Linked DNA regions of Homo sapiens: region 1 is linked to region 2. Evidence: chromatin contacts called from ENCODE Hi-C data. All regions are on one chromosome and are shown on one strand. The core of a region is the stretch at or near the end of the contact, and the rest is flanking DNA. Distances in the headings are between cores, read along the strand shown.

The links. Hi-C counts contacts between places; a loop is a spot of excess contacts on that map. Pooled maps may share reads with other maps.
Region 1: a loop to region 2 is called in a pooled map, with 6 times the contacts of the local background. The contact joins the promoter of PPIL2 here to the promoter of MED15 in region 2. A Hi-C loop is called at or near these places in 4 of 50 pooled maps.

The regions. Positions count from the first base shown.
Region 1 is chr22:21,661,383-21,667,967 of GRCh38, forward strand. PPIL2 (peptidylprolyl isomerase like 2) reads left to right here and starts at 4,630. Exons shown (of 20, transcript NM_014337.4): 1 at 4,630-4,749. The coding sequence starts at 4,718. It also overlaps the pseudogene LOC107985532. RefSeq lists enhancers at 4,562-5,472, 4,707-4,946, 5,017-5,066.
Region 2 is chr22:20,506,227-20,512,156 of GRCh38, forward strand. It overlaps MED15 (mediator complex subunit 15), which reads left to right and starts at 1,384. Exons shown (of 18, transcript NM_001003891.3): 1 at 1,384-1,520. The coding sequence starts at 1,453. RefSeq lists an enhancer at 1,367-1,476.

The DNA of each region.
Region 1 (6,585 bases), core at 3,380-5,879, 1.2 Mb after region 2:
GGGCATGGCTCCCCATGCTACCCTCTGCCTGCAGTGCACTGGGTTAGAGCCAGGATGGTGTCTGGCCCCAGGGAGGTGCGGAGGCATGCTTACCAGGGGGAGCCAGGGCAATGGAGCTTGGGCAGGCTGTTTCCAGCCACATATGAGAAATGGAAGCCTCCAGGGTTGAGAACCAAGGGAGTCAGATCAACCAGTCAGATCAACCATGTGGCTGCAAGACAGGGCAGAGAGGGGACGTCAGCCCCAGGCCCCTCCACACCTCATGTGCAGTTCTACAGCACGGGCACAGGCACTGCCTACACAGAGCCAACCTCTGAGCCCAGACCCCTCCACTGTAAAATGAGAATAAGCACTCAGGATGGTTGTGAGGATTCACTAACAGACTGAGAAGAAATGGTGACCTAGGCTGGCACATGGGACACTCCCCAAGATGCTCCTTTTTCATTTCCCTCAAGCCCAGAGTAAACCCCTTCGACCTCCTTGGGTTTCGTGACAGGCCATTCCAGTTTAATTTCACTTCAGATCTTGAAATGTCCAAATTCTTCACCTGGAGGATAGAAAGGAAATCTCAGGATAAGTTTGTTGGCCTCATTTGAAGAAAAGTACCTTATAGAAGAGCCATAAGAATGACGTGGCTTTCATTCACTCAGCAGATACATTGGGACCATCTCTTGTGCCCACCTTGAGCTTGGTTAGGGGTACAGGAGATGGGGTCGGGCACGCTGGGAACTAAGGAGGTCTGAACCCAGCCTGGGGGATGGAGGACTGCCTGGAGGTGGAGGCCAGACCTGAATGAGTCACACAGGCTAAGTGGGGAGTCAAGAGGTGCAGGCAGTTAGGCCACCACACCTGGCCGCTCATCTTTTTCAGCATTGAATAATATTCCATTGCCTGGATATGCCACATTTTATCATTCGCCCAATGAAGGATATCCTGGTTGCCTCCAAGTTTTGCAATTATGAATAAAGCAGTATAAACATCTGTGTGGAGGTTTTAGAGTATACATAACTTTTCAACTCATTTGGGTAAATACCAAGGAGCATGCTTGCTGAATCATAGGGTACGATAGCCAAACTGTCTTCCAAAAAGACTGTACCATTTTGCATCCAGCAATGAATAAGAATTCAAAGGCCTTGGCTGGGCACAATGGCTCATACCTATAATCCCAGCACTTTAGGAGGCTGAGGCGGGCGGATCACGAGGTCAAGAGATGGAGACCATCCTGGCCAACATGGTGAAACCCTGTCTCTACTAAAAATACAAAAATCAGCAGGGCGTGGTGGCTCATGCCTGCAGTCCCAGCTACTTGGGAGGCTGAGGCAGAAGAATCGCTTGAACCCAGGAGGCAGAGGTTGCAGTGAGCCAAGATCGTGCCACTGAACTCCAGCCTGGCGACAAAGTGAGACTCTGTCTTTAAAAAAAAAAAAAAGAATTCAGAGGACTTTTTGTGTAAGGAACTCACACTGTTTTATAAAAAGACAATTCAGAATTCTGGCCGAGCGTGGTGGTGCACTACTGTAATCCCAGCAATTTGGGAGGAGTGAGGTGGGGGATCACTTGAGCTCAGGTATTCAAATTAGCCAGGCATGTTGGTGCGCACCTGTAGTCCCAGCTACTTGGGAGGCGTGAGTGGGAGAATCTCTTGAGCCCAGAGGGTGGAGGCAGGCACCTGTAGTCCCAGCTACTCGGGAGGCTGAGGCAGGAGAATTGCTTGAACCCGGGAGGTGGAGCTTGCAGTGAGCCGAGATCACGCCACTGTACTCCAGCCTGGGCAACAGTACGAGACTCCATCTCAAAAAATAAAAAGTAATAATAATAATAATAATAATAATAATAATAAATCTTTAAGTTCACCAATAACAATAGATACAAAATATTCCATCAAACGGGTGGAACATCATTTACTCAACTGTTCTTGCTTTTTGAAATATTTCTCCAATGGGGTCAATTTTTAGGTTATTGGTGCATTTTGCTTTCTGACTGAGTCATCATGGTGCATCACCACAAATGGGTTATTTTTAATTGGTTTGTATTTATTTGTTTGCTTGCTTATTTAGAGACAGAGTTGTGCTCTGTTGCCCAGGCTGTAGTGCAGTGGCGCGATCTCAGCTTACTGCAACCTCTGCCTCCCAGGTTCAAGCGATCACCATGCCTCAGGCCTCCTGAGGAGCTGGGATCACAGGCACATGCCACCACGCCCAGCTAATTTTTGTATTTTTAGTAGAGACAGGGCTTCACCATGTTAGCCAGGCTGGTCTCGAACTCCTGACCTCAGGTGATCCAACCGCCTTAGCCTCCCAAAGTGCTGGAATTACAGGCGTGAGCCACCGCACCGACTGTCCCCTCCCCACACCCCGGCCCTTTTTTAAAGAGACAGGATCTCACTCTGTTGCCCAGGCTAGAGTGCAGTGGCTTGATCATAGTTTACTGCAGCCTCAAACTCCTGGGCCTCAAGTGATCCTTCCACTACAGCCTCCCAAGTAGCTGGAATCACAGGTGCTGCCACCATGCTGGGCCTAAGATTCCAGCCCTTAAGGAGCTACATCCCATCCACTGTATGTGTGTCATGGAGGCAGTGGTTGTGTCAGGGAGGGTGCTCAGTAAACCGGGACACAGACTGAATTACACAGGATTACAAATTGTGAGGAATTGTGACAGACTTTATGGGAGATGCATGGAAGTGGGTGGTTAGGGAAGGTCTCTCTGGGGAGGTGACACTTATGTTAAAACCTAGAGAATAAGAAGCCAGCCATGAAATAAGGCAAAGATAGCTGGCTTTCGGTGACTGGGTGGATGGTGGTACTGCTCAGCAGAGTGGGGACTGGGAGAAGAGGGAGGATTGAAAATTCTGCTTTATGGCCGGGTGCGGTGACTCATGCATGTAATCCCAGGACTTTGGGAGGGCTGAGGCGGGAGGATCACCTGAGGTCGGGAGTTCGAGACCAGCCTGACCAACATGGAGAAACCCCTTCTCTACTAAAAATACAAAATTAGCCAGGCGTGGTGGCGCATGCCTGTAATAATCCCAGCTACCTGGGAGACTGAGGCAGGAGAATCGCTTGAACCTGGGAGGCGGAGGTTGCAGTGAGCCAAGATCACACCATTGCACTCCAGCCTGGGCAACAAGAGCAAAACTCCATGTCAAAAAAAAAAAGAAAAAAAAAAAGAAAATTCTACTTTGACCAGACATGTTAATTTAATTTTTTTAGGCAGAGTCACTCTGTCACCCAGGCTGGGATGCAGTGGCCTAATCTTGGCTCACGGCAACCTCTGCCTCCCCAGTTCAAGCTACTGTCTCGGCCTCCCAAGTAGCTGGAATTACAGGTGTGTGCCACCACACCAGGCTAATTTTTTGTATTTTTAGTAGAGATGGGGTTTTGCCATGTTGGCCAGGTTAGTCTTGAACTCCTGACCTCAAGTGATCCGCCTGCCTCAGCCTCTCAAAGTGCTGGGATTGGCCGGGCGTGGTGGCTCACGCCTGTAATCCCGGAACTTTGGAAGGCCAAGGCAGGCGAATCAGGAGGTCAGGAGATCGAGACCATCCTGGCTAACATGGTGAAACCCCGTCTCTACTAAACACACACACACACACACACACACACACACACACAAAGTGCTGGGATTACAGGCGTGAGCCACCACGCCCATCCAGACATGTTACATTTCAGATCAGTGGTTACCCAAGTGGAGATCAGGAACCTGGAGTGCTGGTGACTTAGTACTGGGAGTCATGGGATACAAATGGCATTTAAAATTAGGAGCCTAGGCAAGATTACCCTGGGCCTGAGTGTAGCTAGGGGCCCAAGGTACTGATCTGACCCAAGGGAAGGGTCTGGCAGAAGAGACGGAAGGGATCAGGTAGGGCTTTGGACCTCTAGGCTTGATGGCCACCTGCTGCTGGGCCTCCGAGGGGCCTGGAGGCGGTGGGGACCGAATATGCAGAGAGAATGAGAAGTGAGCGAGTAGAACGAGAGTGGTACATGGCTTTGAAGGCATCTGCCACGGAGGCGGGAAGGGATGGGGTGGAGGCTCATGAGACTTGAAGCTCTAGGAGGACGTTGAAAAAGACCTGAGCGCTGGCCGGGCGCGAAGCCTCAGGCCTGTAATCCCAGCACTTTGGGAGGCCAAGGCGGGAGGACTGCTTGAGCTCAAGAGCTCCAGACCAGCCTGGGCAACATTGTAAGAGCCTGTCTCTACAAAAAATTAACAAATTAGCCGGGTGTGGTGGTGCGTGCCCGTAGCTACTCGGGAGGCTGAGGTGGGAGAATCGCTTGAGCCTGGGAGGTCGAGGCAGTAGTGAGCTGTGATTGTGCCACTGCACTCCAACCTGGGCGACAGAGCGAGACCCTGTCTCGAAAATAAATAAATAAGACCTGAGAACCCAGTATGGGAATGGCCCTGAGCCGTGGCTAGGGGGGTAGACAAGGCGGTCCAGACAGACCCCTCAAGAAGATGGGGCTTCGAGGCTGAGGGAGCTCGGCCCCGAAAAGACGCCTGCGGGAGATGGCACACCTAGCTAGGACCCCATACTGGGCAGGCGATCCTTCCGAGCATGAGCACCTGGCGCTAGCGAACCACAATTCCCAGCACGCCAGGCGCCCGTTTCCGGGGCGCGCCGCGGAACCCGGAAGTGGTCACGGAACTCGGCTGCGGCTCCATGGTCTGAGTTGTCAGCCGTTGTTTTTTCGTGCTCGCTAGTCGCCGCCGCCGCTCCGCCATGGGGAAGCGACAGCACCAAAAGGACAAAATGTAAGTTGAGCCGCAGTCGGGAGCGGCGCTCCACTCTGCCTCAGTGAACCGCCTGTCCCGCACTGCGCGCCGCTCGCCTTCCCTCTCAGCTACTCCCCAGAGCACAGCCCAAAGGTCACTTCCTCCCGGAAGCTGCCGCCCTGTCTCCAGTCAGGGTAATGACCCTCGGGCCGCCGCGCTCTCCCGGGGCCGCGGCTCCGATGACGTCAGCTGCGGGCTCGAGCGCAGCCCGGTTTTCCTTACTCTGGTTCTGCCCGGACCGTCCCCCGTCTGTTCGCGAGTTTCGCCCTTGAATGAGTAGTCTCTACCTCTTCCGTACTTCACGTCTCGCTGTGTTCTGGTTCATGCCTATCAGCCTGCAAACGTGCTGCAGAGCCTTCTAATTTAAAGCAAACCAGGTCGGGCGCAGTGGCTCACCTGTAATCACAGCACTTTGGGAGGCCGAGGCGGGCGGATCACCTGAGGTCAGGAGTTCAAGACCAGCCTGGCTAATACGGTGAAACCCCGTCTCTACTAAAAATACAAAAATTAGCGGGGCGTGGTGACGGGCGCCTGTAATCCTAGCTATTTGGGAGGCTGAGGCAGGGGAATCGCTTGAACCCGGGAGGCGGAGGTTGCGGTGAGCCGAGATCGTGTCACTGCACTCCAGCCTGGGCGACAGAGCGAGACGCTGTCTCAAAAATAATAAATAAAATTTAAAAATCCACCCGTGCCCCGTGCCCCACGTCCCACGTTCCCCTCCCGCTGCCGCCGTGTTGTTTCTCTTAAGAACAAGTGAGAGACTAGTGGCTTCATGCTGTTTTCTGAGTCTCTTGAAACCACTCAAGTCAGAATTTCGACCCCAGAACTGTTGGGCTTCTCAACAGTATGTCACACCGTTGACCACTCCCTCTTTCTGAAGCCCTCCTTTGGTATCTGGGATTTCACCTGCTCTTTGTTTTCTCTCGACTTCAGCGGCCTCTCTTTTCAGGTTCCCAGCGACTTCTTGTTGCTAAATATAGTATTCAATCCTCAGTCCTCATTTTTTTTTTTTTTTTTTTTTGAGACGCAGTTTCGCTCTTGTTGCCCAAGCTAGAGTGCAATGGTGAGATCTTGGCTCACCGCAACCTCCGCTTCCCGGCTTCAAGAGATTTTCCTGCCTCAGCCTCCCGAGTAGCTGGGATTACAGGCATACGCCACCATGCCCAGCTAATTTTGTATTTTTAGTAGAGAAGGGGTTTCTCCATGTTGGTCAGGCTGGTCTCGAACTCCTGACCTCAGGTGATCCACCTGCCTCGGCCTCCCAAAGTCCTGGGATTACAGGCGTGAGCCACCGCGTCTGGGCAGCCTCAGTCCTCATTTTGTTGGGCTTCTCAACAGTATGTCCCACTGTTGACCACTCCCTCCTTCTGAAGCCCTTCTTTGGTATCTGGGATTTCACATGCTCTTTGTTTTCCATCGACTTCAGCGGTCTTTCTTTTCCCAGTCTCCTTTCTGGACCCTCCTCCCTTCTCTCAGATCTCATACGTTTCTTTTCCATAAACATTCTCTGTGGGTGATATAATTTCCCAGTCATCTATAAGCTGCTTTCCCCAGTCTTGTGTAGTTAGTGGCTTACTTAATATCTCCACTGGAGGACTGAAAGACATCTCAAATTTTTTTTTTTTTTTTTTTTTTTTTTTTGAGATGGAGTCTTGCTCTGTCGCCCAGGCTGGAGTGCAATGGTGCCGTCTTGGCTCACTGCAACCTCTACTTCCCACATTCAAGCAATTCTCCCACCTCAGCCTCCCCAGTAGCTGGGATTATAGGTGCCTGCCACCATGCCCATGCTAATTTTTGTATTTTTAGTAGAGACAG
Region 2 (5,930 bases), core at 134-2,633:
GGCACGGTGGCTCATGCCTGTAATCCCAGCACTTTGGGAGGCCGAGGTAGGTGGATCACCTGAGGTCAGGAGTTCGAGACCAGCCTGGCCAACGTGGTGAAACCCTGTCTCTACTAAAAATACAAAAATTAGCCAGGCATGGTGGGGTACGCTTGTAATCCCAGCTACTGGGGAAGCTGAGGTGGGAGAATTGCGTGAACCCGGGAGACAGAGGTTGCAGTGAGCCGAGATGGCACCACTGCACTCCAGCCTGGCCAACAAGGGCTAAATTCTATCCCCCCCCCCTCAAAAAAAACAATAACGATTTTGGGAGTATTAGAGCAGAAAACGTTTGAAAACATGAACAGCTCTCACATCAACACAAGACATGAAACTCTGTTGGCAAGAGAGGCCTCTTTGGGGAGAGTGCTCACTCCTCTCCCACCCACTCTCTACCACCTTCAACCTCCTGTCTGGGGCACAGTAACAAGGGGTGTAAGGGGTGTACAGTGCCTAGCAGGGGCCTGGCACTTAGGCTTCAGTAGGTGCCAGTCCACAGTCTCCTGAGGCCCATGTTGGTTGGTGTCCACCTGGTGCTTATTGACCACTTGGGCTCCAGATTTTCCTCACGTCACCTCCCTCCCCAGGGTAGCAGATAAAGGCCCCATAGTTCCAAGGAGGCAGAACTTTTACATTCCTAAAAGCATTCTCAGGCCCCCATAACCCCTCATCCCACCTTCAGCTCGCTCACCTTCACCTATCAAATTCGTTTGACATCTGGCCTCCAGCAACTAGCTAGGCTGAGTTCTCCATGAAGGGGACGTGGCTGCTGGTCAAAAGGGAAAGCCCATGTCTAAAAATTAATTAACGTGGTTTAGGGGCCTCACATTCCCAACCCCCAAATACAGCCATTGTGAGATGTGAGATTCAAAAAATCGAAGAGTGAAGCGGTGATGAGAGTCCATCTGGTCGCTCTTCGGATGCGGCGCTAGCAGGCAGTTGCATGAAAGCAGATCCCAGATCACGTTGCACTGGCACACAGTAGGTACCCACACATATTTGATAAATAAACACTCTCTCCCTAGCATTACTATAGATAGCTGGCAGCTTGGCCTGGCATCCCGGAGGGGTCTGGATCTCAGGGACTAGATAAGGCCAGCACACTGAAGAGTTGCAGAAAATGCAGGCGGTCAGGCGCAGGTCTGCTGCGGGAGCACCTGCCGTGTCCGACAGCTGCACTGGAAGAGGGGCGTGTGTCTCCCAGCCGGGCGGAACCGAGACCGCTTCGTCCCCGGCGGGGAACTTCATTTCCCACAAGCCTGTGCGCGAGACTCCATTTCCCACAAGCCCTCCTTCACTTCCGGCTCGGCCGAGGCACTGCGGACGGCTTCCGGGTTTGGGCCTGGCTCTGTGACTGAGGCGGCGGCGGTGGCGGCCAAGCGGGATACGGGCGGCGGGAGCTGGGGAACAGGCATGGACGTTTCCGGGCAAGAGACCGACTGGCGGAGCACCGCCTTCCGGCAGAAGCTGGTCAGTCAAATGTGAGTAGTGGTCGGGGCAGGGGGCTGGATTGTGGGACCTTCCTCCTTAGCGTGGCGGGCGAGGCCAGGGCCGGACCCGTGAGAAACCTACGGCGCCGGGAGACAGAAGGCGCCGGGGACTTGCGTGGGTCCCAGGGCTCGGGCCCCCCCGTCTGTCCCCTCCGTTCCCGACATGGACTGCTCGTTTGCTTTCCTGGGGCCGAGCTCTGCAAACCAACGAGCCCTGGCTTATGAATCATCGTCTTGAGCTTTCTCATTCGTCATTTGTGTGCTTTGGGTGCAGACTTTCCCCCGCTTTTTGAACCACACTGAATAGGGAAAGGGAGAGAAGCAGCCGGCTGTAGTGGGTTTAGCAGGGCTGGGTGCTTCATGGTTTCTCTTCCAGAAAAGCGCATCAACGGTGAAAGAAAGTGATGGGAGGAGGGTGGATGTAAGATGAGATTGGGAAGGTAGTTGTTTGGGGTGTGGGCGGTGGGACGGAGGATCTGAGGGTGACCCCCCGAAGGAATGTGGACTTTGCCGAAGGATGGCAGGAAGCCGCTGTCAGGAAGCGATCGTCGTTTCTGGAGGAGAGCGTGAAGAGCTGGGGTCAGTGGCCCCGCTCAGAGGAACTCTAGCCCCTCACCACCGACTGCTTGTTTCTGTTAGCAGTTTTTTTCATGCGCGTCCGTGTGAAGAGACCACCAAACAGGCTTTGTGTGAGCAATAAAGCTGTTTATTTCACCTGGGTGCAGGTGGGCTGAGTCCGAAAAGAGAGTCAGCGAAGGGAGATAGGGGTGGGGTCGTTTTATAGGATTTGGGAAGGTAATGGAAAATTAGTCAATTGTTCTCTGGTGGGCAGGGATGGATCTCACAAAGTACATTCTCAAGGGTGGGGAGAATTACAAAGAACCTTCTTAAGGGTGGGGGAGATTACAAAGTACATTGATCAGTTAGGGTGGGGCAGGAACAAATCACAATGGTGGAATGTCATCAGTTACGGCTGTTTTTACTTCTTTTGTGGATCTTCAGTTACTTCAGGCCATCTGGATGTATACGTGCAAGTCACAGGGGATGCGATGGCCTGGCCTGGGCTCAGAGGCCTGACAGTTTTTAACTGAGCTTATTGGCGTGTTGTGCTCGCCACAGATTTGCCTGAGACACAGCCCCTTTCCTGAGGGATGGTAAAGGAACCGTCACAGCGCAGTCTTGTCAGTCTGTAATGTGTATACTGCAGGGGTTTCTTGCGAAGCGGCGGTTAACTTGAGCAGACCAGGGGCAGTCTAGTGAGTAGGTGACGAATAAATTGAGTCCTAGAAAGACAAGTAGGAGTGTGAATAGCCACCATTCCAAGCTGAGGAGTTAGGAAACATGAGCATTTACTGCGTGGAGGGAGGATCTTGTAGGCTGAGAGTTCTGGGGCTCGAGGAGTAAGAGAGCCCAGGAGATGATGGAATGAGGGTGAGCAGGTACTAGCACTTTAGTGGGGGTGTTGTGCCAAGGAATTGAGCCTGTGTTTGGCATGTGGCATTCTTTGGAGTAGTGAAATGCCAGTGTTGGGAATATGCCTAGAGTCCCTGTCCCTGGAGATGGATGCAGGGCAGAGAAGAGAGACCAGTTAAGCTATTAAGAGAGTTTGAACATTTGGAGGGAGTAGGGAACCTGTCCTTTTTCATCCTTATATTCTCACTGCTAGCTCACTGCCTGCCACATTGCTCCGTAAAATGATTGTGGCATGACCTAGTCGGGCGGGAGATTATAAAGGCCTGCATTAGACAGTGGTAGAAACTGAAAGAGGAAGACAGATTCCAGAGGAGGGGGAACGTAGACAATTCTTGATGACTAACTGGATGGAGGGGGGTGGGGTGTGGGGTGAAGCATTGTGGAAGGAAGGAAGCCGGGCTGAATGCTGGGAAACCTTTCAGTACAGTGGAAAGAGTAGGGACTGTAGAGTTAGTAGCTATGGGCTTTGGGAAGAATAGCCTTGGGATATTTCTGGGGATATTGCACAATCAGTGAACAGTGTTTTACTGATAAAATATAGTTATCTGTAGGTGAAAACTTGAGAGATATCCCACTTCAGGGTTCCTGCAAGAAAAGTCCCCAGGGCAAGGGTTCTTCTCTGGGAAAGCCCAGAATTAAGAACTGGAAGGGTGAGTTGTCATCAAAGAAAATGGGGGTAGGGGAAGTGTTAAGAGGGCTGGGAGGGTGATTGAAGAGTTTATGGGTGTTGAGTGACTGGATACTTCATAACTCAGCTTTATTTTGCTTCCGGGAGAATTGAGTTCTTTATTTTTTTCGATATTGCTGTTTGTGTGTTTTTCTGTTGCCGCTCTAACAAATTACCACAAGTTTAGCATCTTAAAACAACACACCTTTAGCCAGGTGTGGTGGCTCACGCCTGTAATCCCAGCACTTTGGGAGACTGAGGCAGGCGGATCACGAGGTCAAGAGACTGAGACCCATCCTGGCCAACACGGTGAAACCCTATCTCTACTAAAAATCCAAAAATTAGCTGGGTGTGATGGCGCACACCTGTAGTCCCAGCTACTCAAGAGTCTGAGGCAGGAGAATTGCTTGAACCCGGGAGGCGGAGGTTGCAGTGAGCCGAGATCGCACCACTGCTATCCCGCCTAGTGACAGAGCGAGACTCCATCTCAAAAACAAACAAACAAAAAACACACATTTATCATTTGGTAGTTTCTGTAGGTCAGAGGTCCAAGTAGGTTCCACTAGGTCTCCTGCTATCAAGGCCTATCAAGGCTGAAATCAAGACGTTGGCAGGGTGCATTTCTTACTGAATGCCTTGGGGTGGAACTTGCTTGCAAGCCCATTTATGCTGTTGGCCATATTCAGTTCCTTGAGCTTGTAGGACTGAGGTGCCCTCTTTCCTTACTGGCTGTTAGCCAGGAGTCAGTCTTTGTTCCCAGAAGCTGCCCGAATTCCTTCTCATGCTTTTTATGTGTCTCCCTCCAGCGAGGGCCAGTTCTTCTGCCACATCTCTCTGATTTCAGCTAGAGAAAATATCCTGCTTTTCAGGGCTCAGATTAGATTTAGTGCACACAGAGAAGCCAGGATAATCTCTTTATTTTAAAGTTTGTAATTTTAATTACATCTGCAGAATTCCTTTTGACATGTAATGTAGCATATTCACAAGTTCTAGGGATTAGGCACGAGATGGGCATTCTCCTACCACAGCCGGGAAGAGCAGTTTCAGAGGTTGCCTTCCCTAGGTGATGTGGGTGTTCTCAGTTCTCAAATTTGTCTGTTTTCTCTCTAGGGTTCACTTTCTCTCTAGGGTTCACGTTGAAAGTCGTGATTCTTGGTGCCTTGATTTATTGTGCTCATAGGGTTAAAAAAAGATTTGCATTAGAATTCTAGACATACCTTTAACTCTTAACTTCCTCCCATGTTTTTACACTGTTGTTTAAATTTGGCCATTTTGGGAAATGCTTTATACCCAAGTAATTTATAGTTGATGAAGGGATAGAGAAAGTGTCTTGCTTGTGGCACCGTGACTCACACCTGTAATCCCAGCACCCTGGGAGGCTGAGATCTGGGACTACTTGAGTCCAGGAGTTTGAGACCAGCCTAGGTAACATAAACAAATACAACAATCAGCTGGGTGTGGTGGCGTGCACTCGTAGTCCCAGCTACTCTGGAGGCTGAGGTGGGGGGATCGCTTGAGCCTGGGAGGTCGAGGCTGCAGTGAGCTACGTTCACACCACTGCACTCCAACCTGGGCCACAGAGCAAGACCCTTCTCAAAAAAAGAAAAAAAAAAAGCATTCTGAGTTTTGACAGAGAAGAAAACATTTGATGGTTACTTATCTGTCTCTACCAAGAGCCTAGGGAACAATGCCCCAGAGCATGAGCTGGTATATAGTCTAGTCTCCTGGCTCCCACTGAGAAAAAGGGATTTTGAGTTGAGGCTGGCTATGACTAGACAGCCATTGCAGGGACTCTCCAGTTCAGCCTCTTAGCCCTCCACTGCCTCCACCTCATCTGGGCCCATTCTGGGCTGTGGTCTCCTGCTCTCTTCCCAGTCCCATCCTTCTTCCCCCAACAGCACAAGTGAGGGTGAGGCCTAAAGTGTAGCCACTGCCCTGCTGCAGAACAATCAGTGACTTTTCTTAGCATTAGAATAAAACTCCAGATGTCCCACCCTCCCAGCCCCTCACCCTGACCTGGTATAGTCATCTCTTCTCCTACCCCCACCGTGTTCTGACCTCTCTGGTCTTTCAGCTTCTTGAACATTCTAAGCTTTTTTTTTTTTTTTTTGGAGACAAGATCTTGCTCTGTGGCCCAGGTTAGAGTGCAGTGGTACGATGATAGCTCACTGCAGCCTTGACCTCCCAGGGTCAAACGATCCTCCCACTGTAGCCTTCTGAGTAGCTGGGACTACAGGCACACACCACCACGCCTGACTGAT